Linked DNA regions of Homo sapiens: region 1 is linked to region 2. Evidence: chromatin loops called from intact Hi-C (ENCODE). Cell type or tissue: heart left ventricle. All regions are shown on one strand. Links, peaks and the distances in the headings refer to the core of each region. The heading gives the core; the rest is flanking DNA. Region 1 overlaps LINC02884 (long intergenic non-protein coding RNA 2884). Region 2 has its middle 150 kb from the start of LINC01750.

Region 1 (8,839 bases), core at 191-8,190, 100 kb after region 2:
GAACTGAACTTGGGCAGCCTGGCCCCAGAGTCTACGTATTTAACCATAATGCTCTACTGCTTCCATTGAATGTTATGTGGAAAAGAACTTTGAGAGTAATTTATTTCATCCCTCTCACCTTACAGATGAGAAAAATTGAGGCCAAGGAGATGCAGAGACGTGCTCAAGGCCATGCAGCTGGGATAGCAGAGCCAAGATCCTGGCTTAGGTTTTCAGACATCATGGTCAAGGTCTTTCATGTGCCTAGGGCACCTCCTCCCTGTGTCACTTGCAGTGGTCTTGGAAGGCTTAAGGGGCTGGAATCAGGTGAGAACTACCAGCCTGCATTTTCTTTCCTGTATGGCCCTGAGTAACAGACAGAGAAGGTCTGTCTTTAGTAGATTTGCATAGGGCAGAGCAGAAGAAGTTTAGTTTCTGCTCTCAGAAGTGTTCTTTCATAGCCAGAATACTCTACCCTGCCTGTCTGGGGTGAAAGAACTCCACAGAATGTATACCAACGCTTGCCTCAATGCCAGGCTCCTGTTCCAAGTGTCTTGACCCTGTCACTTGGCTAAATTCTCATGATTCCCAAGGGCCAAGACTTTTTTGGCCAGGGTTCATTCAGTTGAAAGTGATCAACCCAAACTCAAACCAGCTATGCCAAAGAGGAGGTTTCTGGAGGGATTGGGAAGCCAGGGTGGAGCTGGCCAGGTCCAGGAGGACATGCTGTGTCTTGAGGACTTGATGCCTCCATCTGCGTTCCTTGTGCCTGGGAACACACACTCAGGGAGGTGCTCTCCACACAGTGGGAGAGAGAACAGCCCCAAGCCCTCATTCTGAGCAGGGAGCAGAGACTCCCTCTCCCAGAGCCGATATGTCAAGTCTATTTATTCTTTCAACAGGATGCAGGGAGCCCCTATCGTGGTCAGGCACCAGGGATACAGCCATAAACAAAACAAATGTAAATCCCATGCTCTTATGGAATAAAACGTTCTATTGGAAGAAGGGTGGAGAACAAATAAAAAGCTAAATGAGTAGGTAAAATGTATAGTATGCAACATAGTGATAATCACAAGGAAAATAAAACAAGGAAGGGAGATAAGAGTGCCAGGAGTTATGTTATAAATTGGAGGTAGAGGGTAGAGAAGAACTCACCGAGAAAGTGGCTGGCATGGGAGCAAAGAGCTGAAGGAGGCAAAGGAGGGTGCAACGCAGGTATGTGGAGGAAGAGCATTTCAGGCAAAGGGAACAGCCTATGCACAGAGCCTGAAGTGGAAGTATGCCTGGCATGATGGATGCACAAAGAAAGGATCAGTGTGACTAAGCAGAGCGAGAGAGAAGGAAGTAGAGATTACAGGATCAGAGAAATAATGGGCGTGACTGGGAGGCGCATTATACCTTTGGCCACATAGAAAGGGAAATGGGTTGTCACTGAAGAGTTTGAGGCAGAGAAATGACATGACCTGACATGCATTTTAAAAAGCTCACAATAGACGTGGCACGGTGGCTCACACCTGTAATCCCAGCACTTTGGGAGGCCGGGGCGGGCGGATCACGAGGTCAGGAGAGCGAAACCATCCTGGCTAACACGGTGAAACCCCGTCTCTACTGAAAATACAAAAATTTAGCCAGGCGTGGTGGCAGGCGCCTGTAATCACAGCTACTCGGGAGGCTGAGGCAGGAGAATCTCTTGAACCTGGGAGGCGGAGGTTGCAGTGAGCCGAGATCGTGCCACTGCACTCCAGCCTGGGCGACAGAGCAAGACTTCGTCTCAAAAACAACAACAACAACAACAACAACAACAACAACAACAAACTCACACTGGCTCCTGGAACTGACTTGACTGTAGGGGGCGTGACTGATGCTAGCAGACTATTGTAGTAACCCAGGCAGAGATCATGGTGGCTTCCACCAGAGTGGGACAGTGGTAAGATTTGGAGCATGTTTTGAAATAGAGCCAAAATGACTTAATAATGACTGGGATGTGGATTGACAGAAAAGTGTCCAGAATGATTACAAGATTTCGAGCCTGAGCAATAGGAATGCTAGAATTATCATCAACTCAGATAAGGACGACTAAGAAAGGCCGGTTTGGGAGGTGGGGAAACAGTCGAAGAAAACCCACTGACACCGGCAGGATTCCATGCCTACATTGAGAGGAATCATTGTGCAAGATGGATGAATGGGGTACTCTGGTTGGCCAGCCTGTGTCAAGTGCCCTCCAATGTAGGAGGCAAAGCCTCATGATTGACAGCCCCATGGGATGGGAAAGTTATAATTCCTCAAAGGAAAGGTATACCTTTCACACAGATAGAGAAGCCACAGAGAGAAGCTAGGTGGCTTGTCCAGAGTCACACAATTTCTAGGAAATAGGAAATTTCTCTCCTGCTTCTCTTTACCCACATGCACAAAATCTGGCTGACTGCAGGCTGAGTCCCATCACCTGATATCAGTAAGAGCCTGTATGGTACACATTAGAATGAGCTCAAGTTGGCAAAATACACCCACAGGCACTAAACAGGGCCATCGCCCGTCAGAAGCAACAGCCATCTCTGAATCCTCAGGGTCTGGCACAGTGGTAGACACATAGTAGGTGCTCCAGAAACATTTACAAACGAATGAACAAAGCAATGGAAGCCCCACCGGGCTAGCCACTGGAAAAGTGGTTCTTTTGCTCAACTTCTTCCTAGGCTACAAAGAGATATATGCTATGGCTCTACTCTGGCCCCTCCCCTGCCCACTCCCCAGCAAAATTCTCTTTGAGAAAAATCTGTAGACATACAGAACCACTTGCTTTCCTCTTCCATAGTGGAGGAGAAGGGCCCAGAGCTGTGGTGCTCAGCAACACAGGTGGTTACTTGCTACCCAGAGGCCTGTGGCTTTGGTTTGGGGGAGTGGGAAGCTGAGCAGAGAGCCTGACCATCCAGGCTGCCACACACTCTGGCTTGTAGCAACTTCCCATCCCTGGCTCAGAAGCTACCCCTGGCTCTGGGCTGGTCCAGGGCTGGCCTAGCAGCCAAGGTTCTTTCAGTGAACCGGAAGATGGGAAAGAAAGGCTGAGAAGGAGGAGACGAGAGAAGCAGTGCCTGGGTGCCCAGAGTCAGAGGGACAAGTAACGCCTGTAAAATGTGGAGTCTAAATGAAGGGCAAGAGAAAAGAAGAGCATGAAGGAAGGAGGGAGAAAGGAGAGGAGAGGGAGGGATTGATTCCTCCAAAGCAGGCCAAGCCCCCAGGATCTGGCTGCTCCTAGAATCATCCTCCTGCAGAGGAGAAGTGAAAGGCCTCCTGCCAGTGGTCAGTGGGCGTGGACAGGAGAGACAGGAAGGACCATATCCTGATCCCTCTCCCCATCCTTTCTCCACCCTTCAGGCCCCAGGAGGCTGACACCAGAGGACTGTCTCACCAGGCTCCCTTGCTGTGCATCCAGTAGGGTTTGTAGGGGGGCCAAAGCAGGAACAGCTGGCAGAGTTCAGAATATGGGAAGAGAGAAAAGTCAGGGCATTTCTTCCCTATACCCTGCCTGTTTCAGGGCCACGTCTCTGGCTCTATCCCTGCATGGCTGTAGCTCCTGCAGAGTGGCCTCCTTTGCACAGTTGCTCCAGGGGCACCATTCTCTACCCCACTTCAGTCCCATCTCTCCAGCCTTAGGGATAGTGCAGCTTGTCTCTAGGTGCCTCGCCATTTCTTGTTTTCCCTCCATGCTGCCCTCACTTCTGTAAATCATTCCTAAGTTAAGTCCTCTTCATTTTAACCATCTGGGATGAACCATCTGAGATGAACCCATTTTCTTTTGGAGACTGTGGCTAATGCAGGCCCCAAGACTCCCTGAGAAATCCTGAGCACCAAACAGTGACTAAGGGGCAAATTCGCTCATCCAGAACATGGTTACTAAAGGTCTGCTCTGTGCTAGACACATTGAAAGGCCCAGAAATGATTCAGATTTGGGGCCCACTCTCTAGAAGCACATTGTCTAGCCAGAGCTGAGGCTGCAGAGACTTGGGGTCCCCAGCTGCCTGGGGACTCCTTAGCACATCCAGCCGCTCACTGCAACCAAAGGCTGGGGCTGCTGTCTCCCTGCCCACAACTGCCTCAGGCTGCTGCTTTGTGATCACTTTTCCCTTCAAGGTTGCCCTGGATCTTCGATTTTCCTTGACTTCTGGAAAAGGATGGAGCTGGGCAGAGGGTACAGGAGAGAGGAGAGGTCCCCAGTGGGCTTTGTGTTGCTTCCACACCTCTTAACGCTTAGACAAGAGCCAGCACAGGATGTGCGGCCAAAATGCATTTATCAAAGAAGCAAGTGTTCCTCCTGAGTAGAGGGGCAAGCATGCAAGGTCCTGGCAAGATGCAGCACTGGGCTGCACACAGGGAGAAGGAAAAGCCAAGGCCCCTGGGGCGCACAGCTCCATCATCAATACAACAGCTGCCTTCAGACAGAAATGCTAAGTGCAGAGTACAATATCCAAGCGAGGGACCCCAGCTGAAGGGTCGCACCCAACAGAATACACCACCAAAGCAGAGCAAGAAACTTGTGCACTGAAGTGATACAAAGCTGACGAAGAGTTTATATAAGCATGGTTAAGAACACAGACTCTGGAATCGCAGTGCCCAAGTTCAAATCCCACTTCTGCCCCTTACTTGCTGCATGACCTTGAAGTTACTTAACTGCTCTGTGCTTCACTTTCCTCACCTGTAAATTCTGTAAATTGAGGATGATAATAGTATCTGTCTCATGGGTTTGTGGTGGAGACTAAGTTAGTTATGAAGCTAGTAAGTTACAAAGCAAGTGCTCTTAGAACAGTCAGCCACAGGCGCATTACAAGTGCTATATATGTGCTTGCTATTATTAGTATTTGCTATTACAAAAGAGCAAAGCTGCATGGGCACAAGGGCAGACTACAAGCTGTGTAGACGTGATAGTATTGAAAATTATCAGCCAAGTGACACCAAAGCACACTTTACTTTTTGTATTTTCTACATGACAAAAGTTTTTTGACTTTTCTTGTACCATGCAACTTTGAAGAATAAACACACCTTATGCTTCAAAGTTGCCCAGCTAATTTCATCTTCTTTTGAAGATGGTTTTATAATGTTTCTGATACAATTTTCTTCACTTCCATGAAGTTGAGGGGCACCTGCCAGTCCAATCCAAGAAAAGAGGAATCACAGTTTTGCCTGGAACTGGATCTAAAGGAAGCCTCCCAAATGAAGACCAAATGGCAGGTGCAGAGAAGTGGTGCCCCACAGAAGTAAAGAACAAGGATTCTGGCATTGCACTGGAGTTCAAATCCCAAATAGACCACTGACAAGCTGTGTGACCTTGGGAAAGTGGCAACCTCCTCAAGCTTCAGTTTCTTCACCCATAGTTAGGAGAGATAGCTCCCTCTTCCAGGAGCTGTAAAAAGATCAATTACGTAAATCAAGGTCTACAGGATGCCAAACTCCAAGTCTGCTTTGGCATAGGTGCCCATCGCACTTTCCACTTTCTTTTTCCTGGAGAAATGGCCCTATTACCCACAGGCTGCCTGGGCTCAAGGAAACAACAGCAGGTGGCCAGGCCCTCCTGGTGTGGTCTCACACCAGGGAGCTCTGCCTGAAGAATAAGCTGCTGGTTCGATCCCAGCTGTTCTGAGGCCCCCCCTGAACTGACCCCATTTCCAGAATTGGCTAAGGGCTCCTCAAATAAGCAAATGCCTCCAGGAGGATGAAAGGAAGACTCGTGCAAAGCTTTGAAGCCTGCCATAATGCTGCACCAGCTCCTCCTCCCTGCTCAGGACATCTCCTGAAGGAGGAGATACAAAGAGAATCTGTGATGAGCAAATGAGGGACAGCCAAGGGCCAGGATTTGTAGCAACAGCTTAAGTCTCTGCTTTCTTGTCAGCCCTGATGGCTGGCAGCGAGGATAATTCTAAATGAAGAATGGTTTTCAAGGAGGAGCAAGAATCTCTCATCTGAAACAATTTGTTGTCCAAAATTGTACTGCAGAAGTTGTTTAGAAGGTGCAGATTAAGTTGTGCATAAAAATATAGTCAGCTCTTGATTATCCACATTGATGGATAATCCAAAAACAACACATACCTCGAAGTGATTTCTCTTTGGTTTCATAACACAGTATTATTTTTCCTTCAACATTTTTAGCTTTCTTCATTTAACTGTCTTCAGGATATAACCAAGGAGCTAGGGGATCTGTAACCTTCTGTTAATTACAGAATAACCAAGGTTTCAGCACCATGCCCTCCAAGGCAGGAGTTGCCTGAATGGAATTTGTAGATAAAAATACTATTTAGGAAAATGGTGAAAAAGAAGAAAAACTATTTAACATTTGTACTTCCTACACATAGACAAAGAAGAGGCAATTAAGAGCGTAGACTCTGGAGTCAGACTGCCAAAATTCAAATCCCAGCTCTATCTTTGAGTACTTTATTTAACCTCTGACAGCCTCAGTTTTCTCATCTGTAAATTGGGGTTAATAACAATAGCAATGTTAGAAGGCTGTTGTGAGGATTAAATGAGATCATCTATGTAATATGTTTAGCATGGGGCCTGGCACACAGGAGGTATTCAATGGATGTAAATTAATACCAGTAAATGTTAGTTACAACCAGCTCTCAGCAAACTGGGCAGCTCATCTCCTGCAATTGTGCTCAGTAATACCTTGTGGAATTCCCTGAAGGACCCCAGGGACTGTAGACAGTTTGCCACCCCCTCCAATCCCCCAGGGTGGGGGAATGATGCCAGGTTTCATGGGGAGAGAGGCAGCTGCAGCTGTGGACAGATACTGGGGTTCTCTGGAGAGCCAGGACAGCTGTTGATTCCTGTGTGTGCTGAGCAAACGGCCCACCATCCTATCTTAATTATCCTGCCTAATGGGGTAAGGCGATTATGATTCATGGAAAATTGGCCATTGGCAGCTTGGCTTAGGAAAGCAAACAGCCCTCAATGGCCCAGAACAAACAGCAGGTCAGGAGAAAGACTCAGGTGTGCCCAGTGAGAGGCAGCTGCCATGTGTGAAAGGGGAGGTCAGAAGGCCTTCAGCCCACTCATATATGGCTCTGAGAGGTGGGGAAATGGAAGTAGGGGATATAGAACTACCCAGGTAGAGTTGAGTGCAGACACCAGGAGAACTGCTCTGAAGCTCAAAGGTCCAGAGTTCATCTCAATCATCGCCCTGCCTCTGAGGAACCCAAAACAGCTCAGGCCAAGGTGAAGTTACAGAATAGCACTTACCTAGAGTAAGGTGACCTGAATTCTAGGTCTGGCTCTGCCAGGAACTTAATAATAATAATAATAGTAGTAGTAGCAGTAGTATTAACAGCCTCTTATTATGAACCGGATACTGTGCTAAGCTCTTTACATAGATGATCCATTTAATCCTCACAACAGCTTTATGAGGAGGATATTAGTTTTGTCCTCATTTTTCAGATGAGAGGATGAGTCTCCTATTATAAGGAAATCGCCTTAAGTCACCCAGCTAATAAGTGGGTGATCTGGGATTCAAACCAAAGTCCTTGTGACTCCCAAGTCCCTGCTTTTAACCAATCCCCTGAGCCACTCATTTCAGTGGGACAAGCTCAGTTGCTTCATCTGCAAAGGGATATCCAGCCCAAAATTTTGGAGGAAACCCCAGAACGAAAACTCTCAGAGACAGGAGCTGCTGCCTTCTGCATTCTGCCTAAGGGCATGGGGCCAACCCACTTGAGGGAGACAGAGGAGCTCAGGAGTCCAGGCTTGAAGGTTAACAATGGTGATTTTCTTTTCACATTGTTTATAGCAAGGGCTTTGAAGTGTCTCCCAGTGTTTTCACACACACCCTCTGAGGCCCGTCCAGCCCAGGCCTTGGATCATAGACAGCCAAGTGTCCACAGATGCCTTGGGTCAGGTGCACCACTGACACTAGGCTCAGGCCCATCCTGCAGCCTCTGCTCAGCCTCTGCCTCTGAGCCTAGTCTCTTTCTCTGCCTCGGGCTGCCCTGCCACAGGCCGCTCATGGACAATCAGCAGGCTTTAGATCTGGAGCCCACTTGAAGCTGCCCTAGACCCCAAAAGAAGAAGGACACTGAGGCACTGCTTCTGAAAGGGTTTCTGACTACCCTCCTCTCCTTTTCTCTACCCTCACTCCCCACAGCATGTCCAGATACAGAGGCATGAGCTGGAGAAGGGCAGCTCAGACAGTTCGGCCTGGGTCTGAATGAAGCTGGGCCTGCTCTTCTAGTTTGAGAGATCTAGCACCAGGCTGATCAGTACTCAGGTCACAATGGGACTCACTCCCCTTCCCCTGCTGTCCTCTCAGCCCTCCAGGAGCCTCAGCTGCAGAGCCAGCATCATGTGCTATGCAGACTGAGTTTTCTGAGTCTGTACACAGTCCTCAACCCTCAATCCATCATCTCTACTGCATCTAACTCATCTCTTTGTACTCTCTCTCTCCGATTTCTCTCTGCATTTACCCTGGCTCTCAACCACCAGGCCGTCCTCCATCCCCTCCTCTGTGGCAAAGAATTGGAGAGAAGAGTGTCTGTGCTGGAAGGGACCTTACAGATTGTGTGGTCCAAACCTTTCATTCTATAGGTGAGGAACTGAGGCCAGAAGGCCAGCTGGACCAAAGTCATGTGGTTGGTTCAAGGCAGAACTCTGGCTGGACCCAGGGCTCTTGCATTCCTGATCAGTGTTACCCCTTTCAGAGGGATGCTTGTCAAGTTCTGGGAGCAAGTACCAAGCCCAGGGCAGGGCTGGGCACTCAGGAGCCTCTCAACAAGGGGCTAACTGGCAGTCTGTCTTGTCTCTCCACTTGCTCTCCCTCTGGCTTGGCAGGAGCGAAACGCATTAAATAATGACTGCTGGCCTCATTGAGCCCTGCGATCCAGTG
Region 2 (8,713 bases), core at 714-8,713:
CTCCAGTCTAGTGCCTAGTCCAAGGAGGTATCACAGACTTCAGTGGGATTGTCTGACCAGCACCCAGCAGCTCTTCTCTTGGAAGCATGACACAGTAGGTGCTCGTGCCACTGTGTTGGTCCAGAATATGGGCAACTGATCCAAGTAAGCCCATGTCCTCTTCCCGAGACTGAGAGAACTTCAGAGCCATTTTGTCCTGGTGGCTTGTATCTTAAAGATGTAAAGCCTGGAGCTCGAGACCATGTTTCTGAAGTGTGAAGAAAGCCAGTCAGGGATAGCGGAGAGTAAAGGAGGGATGAAGAGTCCTGGTAGCACACAGGGGTCATGGTTCAAAGTGCTCCTGAAACTCAACCACGGTCTTGGGCTCCTGGCAGCTTGGGCTTTAAGCATGTTAATGACCAAATGAATGAATGCCTTCAAAGAATGTCCACATTGAACTTAGATGGCACAAGAGCAGTGGGTCAATTCAGTTAACCAAAACAGTCAGAACTAACTCCTGGATGGGAGCTGGTATTAAAACAAAAAACAAAACAGTAGCTTTCTTGTCCCTCAGGCAGCTGACACTGCCTCTCATTTCACCTCATCTCTAGGGGGTCCCTATAAAGAGAGAGCTTTGGTTGCCCACAGCAGCAACCTGCCCATTAAGGCATGCTTTATGGGCTCCATCCCTTCTCTGACTTACTCCCCATTCCCTCATAGTGCTCCTGGGATCACCTCCCAATACACTCTTTACATACTCTTCCTCCCTATAAAATTCTCCAAGAGGAATACAGTAAGAAAGGATGCTGAGAAGAGGCCCCAAATAAAACACTAATCAATTTTCCCTAATCTCCTTCCCAAACCACCATAGAGACAGCCACTCATATCTGGATGTCTGGTGACTTTAAGAACCTCTAAATATGTAAATACATTGTGTTAAGTCATTAAGCTTGTAAGAAATAAGAAATTAATTAGCATTAGCATGTTGAATTGCTTAGGTGTCAGTAGCTAATATGGCTAATTGACATTTAATAAGTCTTGCCATCTAATTTACTATGAATTACATTAGATATTAACTAATTGCTTAGCTATTCTTTACACAATTATTATATGTTAATGTGAATTTAATAGCTTATTATTTGGATGATTGTCCTAATGACAAACAAGTTACCTGTTAATTCGGGTTTGAACATATTCAAAACATTTCTAAAACCAGTCTTTTAAACATAATCAATTAATAGATTAATTAATATAATTTAAAACCTTTGAAAAAATAACCATCAGTTTACTGAGCCACAATCCTCTAAATTGGCAGAGCTTTCAGGGTTTGATCTGCTATCAGCAGCCATAACACAGAATATCATTACCTATTACATTAAGCCATTTCCTGGCGCTGATAAACTAGCACACTTTATAGTCTGTTATTTTTGGCCCATGTTTAAATCTCAGAAGTTTCATTAACAGAGTAATGTGGCTGACACAAAAGCGGTTGTGATTTTGGCTGCATTAGTAGAAGCATAATATCTAAAACAAAGGAGGTGATAGTCCTGTTCTTTCCTATGCTGGTCTGACTGTATTTTGTCAATTCTGGGAATGACATACTTAAAGTGACATAAATTATGTCACATGAAGAATTCATAAAGAAATTGAAGATGTTTAGCCAGATTAAAGAGAAAATTCCTGGGAAGACAGAATCTCTGTCTTCAAATATATGATGAAGTTTGTGGAAGATAAATTAGTTGTTATCTTTTTAAACTTATTGACTCCATTGAGAATATTAGGATCATAAGTTTGAAGTTAGAGGAACAGATTTCGGGCTCAGTCAGAGCTGTCTGAGGAGGGAATGAGCTACCTCTGGAATAATGAGCTCCCTGTCACTGGAGGAGTTCAAGCGTAGTCTGCAATCACTCATGCAGAAGAGATTGGAGCTGTGGGTGGGTGGCTGGAGGTGACCTTTCCAATGCCTTTTAAGGCGGACATTCCACAATTCTCATGATAAATTATTTCCCCAATACAACTCACTGGCCTGAATACAGCCTGGAGCCCACAGAGACCACATTATGGGCTCACTTTCAACTTTAGAAAGAACCTCACAGGAATGCATAAGCACTTGGAATTCAGTTCTCATTGGTCACCTGGCAATGAACACTGTCTCTCCATCGTGGTGGAAAAGACTGACTTGGGAGGATCATCTGATGCGTTGGTTTCCTCTGGGTCTCCTGCACTGTGGCTTCCCTTCAGGTGTCCTCCAGCAGCCCACGGTTTGAGGCAAAGCTTAGAAGGGATCAGCTGAGCCACTGGAGCCATTTATCTTTGACAGGACAGCACGGGAGAAGGGGCAGGTGCCTGGCAGGCAAATAAACTTAATGAAGTTTGTAATAGACTGCGGAAATATCAGCCTCATGATCAAAGCAGGACTACAGCCACAAGAAACTATTAATTAAGACTCTCTCACTATCTCCCTCATCCTATTTCCTTCACCGTCGCGGTAACCACTGTAATTGTTCCCAGCCTTTCAAGGATTCCAGGGCGGCTTTTTCTTCCCAGGTTTCAAAGGGCTGTCAGAGGTCAAGTGTTTGGTGCAATCACTGGCAAGCCCTGAGGGTCCCTATGTTCCCAGCTTTGTCCTCTGCAAGAGGGAGAGATGTCTTGTGCCAAACTCCTGCTCCCCCATGCCCCACGCACACAATGTTCTGTCCTAGAATGTCCTTGCTGACCTTCCAAGCCTGACTTAAAATTCCTCTCTCCAGGAAGCCCTCTCTGACTCTGACCATTCGCCCTTACCTCTTACTGCATGGTCATGCTGACACTCACTGGTCGCTGCTGCTGGATCAGGGTACCAGGCTTGGGTCTGTTATTTTGACCATGAAACTATTCCTGTAGTTAGGGTGGTTGTATCTGGGCAAGGGTAACATTAAATATTCAAAATATTTAATAGCCAGTATAGTAATATAAAGCAGCACACAAGTCAATATATCAATAAAGAATTTCTAAATCTGTTCCCTTTAAATCTATTCTCTAACTTAAACTTACCTTACCTTAAGTTAAGGTAAGTTAAGGTAAGCTTAACTTAAGCTTACCAAGTGGTGCAAGCTGTACTGCAGGTCATTCATCAAACAACTCCAATAGCATCCTATTTGTTGATTTTTTTTAAAGCTGTTGTGATCTTTTGTTTGATGCCGTTGTCACTAGCTAAATGATGGCCCTCTCTGTCTATGACTGGACATAGAGAACTGCATCAGCTCTTCCAATAACCTTCCTATTCACTTGCTAGTCCGGAGGTCCCCAGGGTCAGATCTTCGTGCAGAAGTCACACCATGGTTGGATGTGCACCTGATGCCAACGCTTACCACATGACCTAAATCTGAGGACCTGTCTTAGGTCCCCCAACAATGCCACCACCAACCCTGCCTACCCTATGCCCTCTTCCATGTCTCATCAACAATGGGCTACGTTGGAGAAGGGGGCGAAGGCTGTGTACACCCCCATGATTGATCTCAGTAAGCTCAGCAGTGGCCCAAGGTCCCCAGATCTGCTCCCCGCTGTTCCCAGACCTCATTATCCACCACTGTGGCCACCTCTGGGCAGCATCAAATGGCGGCTCAACATCAAATGGTGGCTCAATAACTTATACGATTTACCAACTAGCATGGAAGTGGCTTAATATTTCAACAACTGGTTTGCTGCATTCACATATCCTGCCTTCCCACGTACCCTGTCACCCCACTAAGAGCAGGTGTTCTAGAAAGCATCTGCCCCTTTCAAAAGAGAAAGCAAGTCTGCAAAGAGTCCCAAGATAGCAAAAAATGACAATGCTGTTTTGCCAGCCCATCAGGTCTCAAAAATGATCCCCACATTCTCTGTCCCCCAACACATCTTTGGACAAGTGGGGAATCCAGTCTCCATTCTCTGCTCCCCCAGTATACATCTCCCTATGAAGCACCAACCTATTAATAGATTCTGATTTAGGAATATATTATAATATAATATAGTATAATAATCCCATGGTTCTCTTCCTGGAAGTGTCAGAGGTAATCAGAGGGGCCAACAGACAGGGGCAGCCTCAGTTCCTATATAAATTTCTACCTGCTCAGGAGATTTATAGAGATGGATGGCTGCATGGGGGTGGGAGGGGTGAGAGCCAGTAGCAGAAGGGATGACTTACGATTGCTGTCGACACAGGCAGGCCCTTGTTGCTGGAAATGGCTTTCTTGTTGCCTCTGTTGGTTGAAGCCTCAACAAATGTAGAAAGATGAACTGAGGGTCTCATCAGGGGCTGAGGTTTTCTAAGGCGGAGATCATTAGCAAGAATAATTCTTCCCCATGCATAGCATTTATCATCCCTGCCCTTGGCAGGGGCTGGTGGATCTAGTAGTTCCAGAAAAGAACGGTGGCAGAGGTCGGTCAGGATGTGAATGACAATTGCCAAATCCAAAGTTATTATTACCTGCTCCCCTGCCATCACCGCCTTCCTGAGAAAAGTTGGCCTGTTCAATTAGCTTAATGACATGGTGGGAGATGGTATTTTCAAACAGTGAAAACAGCTGGGCTGCGATCGCTGTGGTTTCTGGCATGAAGCACGTCTGGCAGCCTTGACTGTGGCACAGGGACCTTATCAGCATGACACACATTTTGGGAAATGTTGTAATTCAGCATTGACACCTCGATCAATAGTGTCATTTTGGAGCTGTCTTCCCAGGGAAACAGACAAGGTATTAGCCTCAAACGGTTCAGCAGTCTCTGCAGTGGCAGTAGGTACTTGTCCCTATCCCCCATTCTGGTTCTGCTGGTTCCTATGTGTGGCCATGCCATCTGCTGCACACACTGTCTGAGTGCGAGCTCTGAAGTCAGGCATGGGCTCAAGTCCTGCTCTACCACTCAATCCCAGTGTAATCCTGGGCAAGATACTTAATTACTCACCTTCCCCCCCTTAAGAAATGATACTGACAATCAAGTGTTATGGGCGTAAAACCATAAAGAGAATGTATATAACGAGATCTGGTCCCCGCCTGGCACACTGGAAGTTTCCCCTAAGCATTAACTGTTGGGGCTGTCCTCTCTTCTCTCTCCTTTTCTTTTATTCTGCTCTCTTTTGGTCTGTGCCTCTGTCTCTGTGTACCCATCACTAAACCTTTCTTAGTATCTCTCTCTGCTTTGGTCTTTGTCAGTTTGTCTCTGTTTTTAGTTCCTCTCTCTCTCCTCTGTGCTCTCTGGGTCTCTTTGTCTCAGCCTTCATTTCTTCCTCTATCTCTCTCCTTGGCTATTTAATATTTCCTGGAAGCTTAGACTTGGGGCATTATGGTGTCAGAGGGTTTTCAAATCTTGTGCAGGGAAAATGAACTCTCCTGAATGGTGATCCCCATAGGCTCAGTGAAGCTCGAACTGTGAAATCTAGAGTTTACTACTTAATTATCTTGCCTGAAGCTGTGCCAACTTGGCTGGACTAGCAAAGAAACATGCCAGTCAGGAGCCATTCTCCACCTTCCCATTGAACATGGAGATGCAGCTGGGTGCTAAAAATAGGCATCAGGAGGCTGGGGCAGCTCAGAGCAGGAGGCAAGCTAAAAATACACTTCTGACAATGCAGCCTTCCTGTGCCCCACAGACTGCAGGCTGGCAGGGGCAGGGGCTTCAGGAACCCTGGGGTCTGAAGCTGTGTGGCCCCAGCTGGGCAGGGGGAGGATGGGGCAGAAGGAACACAGGCAGACGCTCAAGGCTGGCAGGTCCATCAGTAACTTGGGAGGCACACAGCAGGCTACAGAGTCACAGAAATTGTGAGGCTGCAGAGCACACTTAGGCAGTGAGATGGTTTATGGCTGCCACCCCCAGAGCCAGTGAGAAGGGAGGTCAGCAGTGGGCACCTGGGTACATCCGAGGTTCCTTTGGCTTTGCCTCTTCACTCTGGCCTCCGTGATTCCCCCCAAAGACTACAACTGCATTCACTTTTTGCTTATGAACTCTTCTATGCCACCCACAGATGCCTCCTAGTCCCCAGAAGGGAGAGGTTTCCTGCCCTTCAACCTAACCCCCAATCATGCAGTCATCCAGAGCTGCCATCCTCTCCAACAGAGAAGACAGACATTTATCTTTGCTGATCACTGACTGGAAATCCCAGCAATCCTGTAAGTTGGTATTATTATTTTCTTCAAATTACAGATGAGGAAACTGAGGCTTAGGGAGGTGCAGTAAATTGCCTGAAGTTTTGCAGCGAGTCAGTGAGAGACCAGATTTGAATCTCTTTTTGTCTGACTGTAACTTCTCTGCTCTCTCCTCTACATCAGTGGCTCTCAACTGAGGGTGGTTTTGCCCCACAAGGGACCCTTGACAATGTCTGGAAATAGTTTTGGCTATTATAACTATGGGAGGGATTGCTATACTGGCTTCTAGTGGATAGGAGCCAGAAACACTGCTAAACATTCTACATTAACAGCCCCCCAACCCCCGCCACAAGAAAAGTTGCTAGCCCCAAATGTCGAGAGTGCTGAGATTGGGAAGTCTCTGGTCTTCATCATGCTGCATCAGTGCTTTCAACAAAGTGGTTGTCAAACTTGGATCGCATCAGAATTACCTAGGGAGCTTGTTAAATCAGAGACTTGTACCCCACTCCCAGACACTCACATTCACTGAGTCTGTGGAAGCCCTGCTCCACCCTCCACCCTCATTCCAGGAAGTGCACACTTAGATATTCCATGTTTCCACTGAGAAACACTTTCCAAGAAAAGGGTGCAAAGGGGCAGATGCCAGGTCCCTGTCAGCTGTGAATAGACCCCTGACACAAGGTGAGCACTTGGAAAACATTCCCTTAGAGGGACCAAGGAACCAGGTAGCCTCAAAAGGTAAAACTCCTGTGGGCCCAGAGCACCAATTTTGTGGCCTCCCTTACCAGCATATCAAATGCCTGACAAATTGCTTACCTTGGCCCATGGTCAATGGAAGTGTGAATCAGTATGTCCTGCTCCCAACTCTTCTTCTGATATAAGCAAGGTGATACAGAGCACAGATGGGACTGTTTGGATTAGCAGCTAAAATAAGAATGAGTGAAACCACAGGTGCATTGTCAAGATTAATATGCAGGCAGCTTCAGAATTGGAATGGTACCAGGTAACATCATGCCTCAATAGGAAGAGTAATATGAATTGACTTGAGACAAAGGGAAGGCAAATGGAAAGTGACAAGCACAAAGGGGAGCAGCAAGAACCAAGGGGCTGTGTAACTAAGAATTCCATGTGGCCCATCACACAGCCTGCCCCCCTTGGCTATTTCTTCCCCATCATCCAGGAAAATTGCCCAGGACTAGGCTTCTAAGCATCTGGATACACAAAGCACCCTGCCCCATGTCAATAACACCTCCCCTATTGTTGTCAATTTGGTTCAACAGATGTTTACCTCAGACAGGGAAGATAAATGAGACACTATTGTAGGAAAGAAAAGCCAGGTGCTCTGAGCATCTTCACTTCATAGGAATCACAATTAGGAGTGTGAGCAGAGGTCTGAGCCAGGAATAAAGAAGGCTTCCTTCTTTCCCTCCTTCCTTCCTTCCTTCCCTCCCACCCTCCTTTCTTCCTTCTTTCCCTCCTTCCTTCCCTCCTTCCCTCCTTTCTTCCTTCTTTCCCCCTTCCTTCCTTCCCTCACTCCCTCCCTCCCTCCTTCCTTCCCTCCTTCCTTCTTTCCTTCTTTCCCTCCCTCCTTTCCTCCCTCCTTCCTTCCTTCTTTCCTTCCTTCCTTCCCTCCTTCCTTCCTTCCTTCCTTCTCACTCCCTCCCTCCCTCCCTCTCTTTCTCCTTCCTTCCCTGCCTGCCTTCTGAGAACATGCAAGTGTAGGGGCCCTGGTGGAAAGCACCCTCCATCCAGACTGCTAGAGCATCCCTAAGCAAGGCTTATGGGGGATGGGTTTTTAGTTTGTGATTTGGGTTAGTGGCAGCTTTGCTTTTGTCTCTACTGCTCAGATGGCAGGAACTTAGAGGTCCAGCAGGGCTCTATTAATTGGAGATTGTTACTGGATAAAGATAGGTGATCCTCAGAATCAAGAAGAAAATGAGTTTATACCCACAGGAAGAAGAATATTTTTAACTGTCAGGCTGACAAATTGGGAAATCTTGAGAGACCCAGAATTGGTGTGGAAGCAGGATTATACCAAATAGCTCTGATGTAGATCCTGCTTGCCGTAGATTTCTACTATCTGCCAGGCTAGAGTAGGTGTTCAATAAATATCTGTTGAATGAGTAACTAAGCCCTCATTATACCAATGGAGATAAAGAATGGTGAGCCCTTTTCTTATAGCACACTTTCCATTGTGTTCTTTTTATTCTCATATTGACTGTTTTATACATCACTGAAATCTAGAGAGATACCCAGACTTTTACAAATGTGAGACTCCTAACATGCATGGTGTCCAATTTATACAGTAGCTTCCCAGTCTTGTATCTGTTGCTCATGGTAGATGTGTAGATTTGGTCTCAGGTTCCAATCCCTGTGGCTTCAGGTGATGGGGCTAGGCATGGATCCAACTCAAGCTGGGCCATTAATGCATGTAACAGATTTTTATTGAACTCCTAGGAATGCAAGCCCTAGTGCCAGACAGGGAAAATAAAAAAATGAACAAAAAGAGTATCCATTTTTGTCTAAACCACATCCTACATTCGGAGAATGGTATCAATCAAATGATAATAAAACTATAAAATTTAGCTGTGATTGAGTATCCTAGATGACAGTTACAGGACAGGATGTGATTGCTT

The links. Hi-C counts contacts between places; a loop is a spot of excess contacts. Peaks named below come from ENCODE experiments on the same cell type or tissue, not always from the same donor. Only the 100,000 strongest peaks of a DNase experiment are listed, where the experiment ranks them.
Region 1: it touches region 2 in a loop (5-fold over the local background); 3 of 110 quality-filtered maps call a loop at or near these places.

What each region holds. Positions count from the first base shown.
Region 1 is chr1:112,240,502-112,249,340 of GRCh38, forward strand. The region is part of intron 1 of LINC02884 (long intergenic non-protein coding RNA 2884); the gene reads right to left. Among named protein-coding and RNA genes, the nearest start is that of LINC02884, 120 kb to the right of the region's middle. In heart left ventricle, for the core only: no CTCF peak of the experiment used is centred there; no DNase peak of the experiment used is centred there.
Region 2 is chr1:112,139,455-112,148,167 of GRCh38, forward strand. No RefSeq gene overlaps it. Among named protein-coding and RNA genes, the nearest start is that of LINC01750, 150 kb to the left of the region's middle. In heart left ventricle, for the core only: no CTCF peak of the experiment used is centred there; a DNase peak (open chromatin) is centred at 4,547; H3K27ac peaks cover 1,016 bases.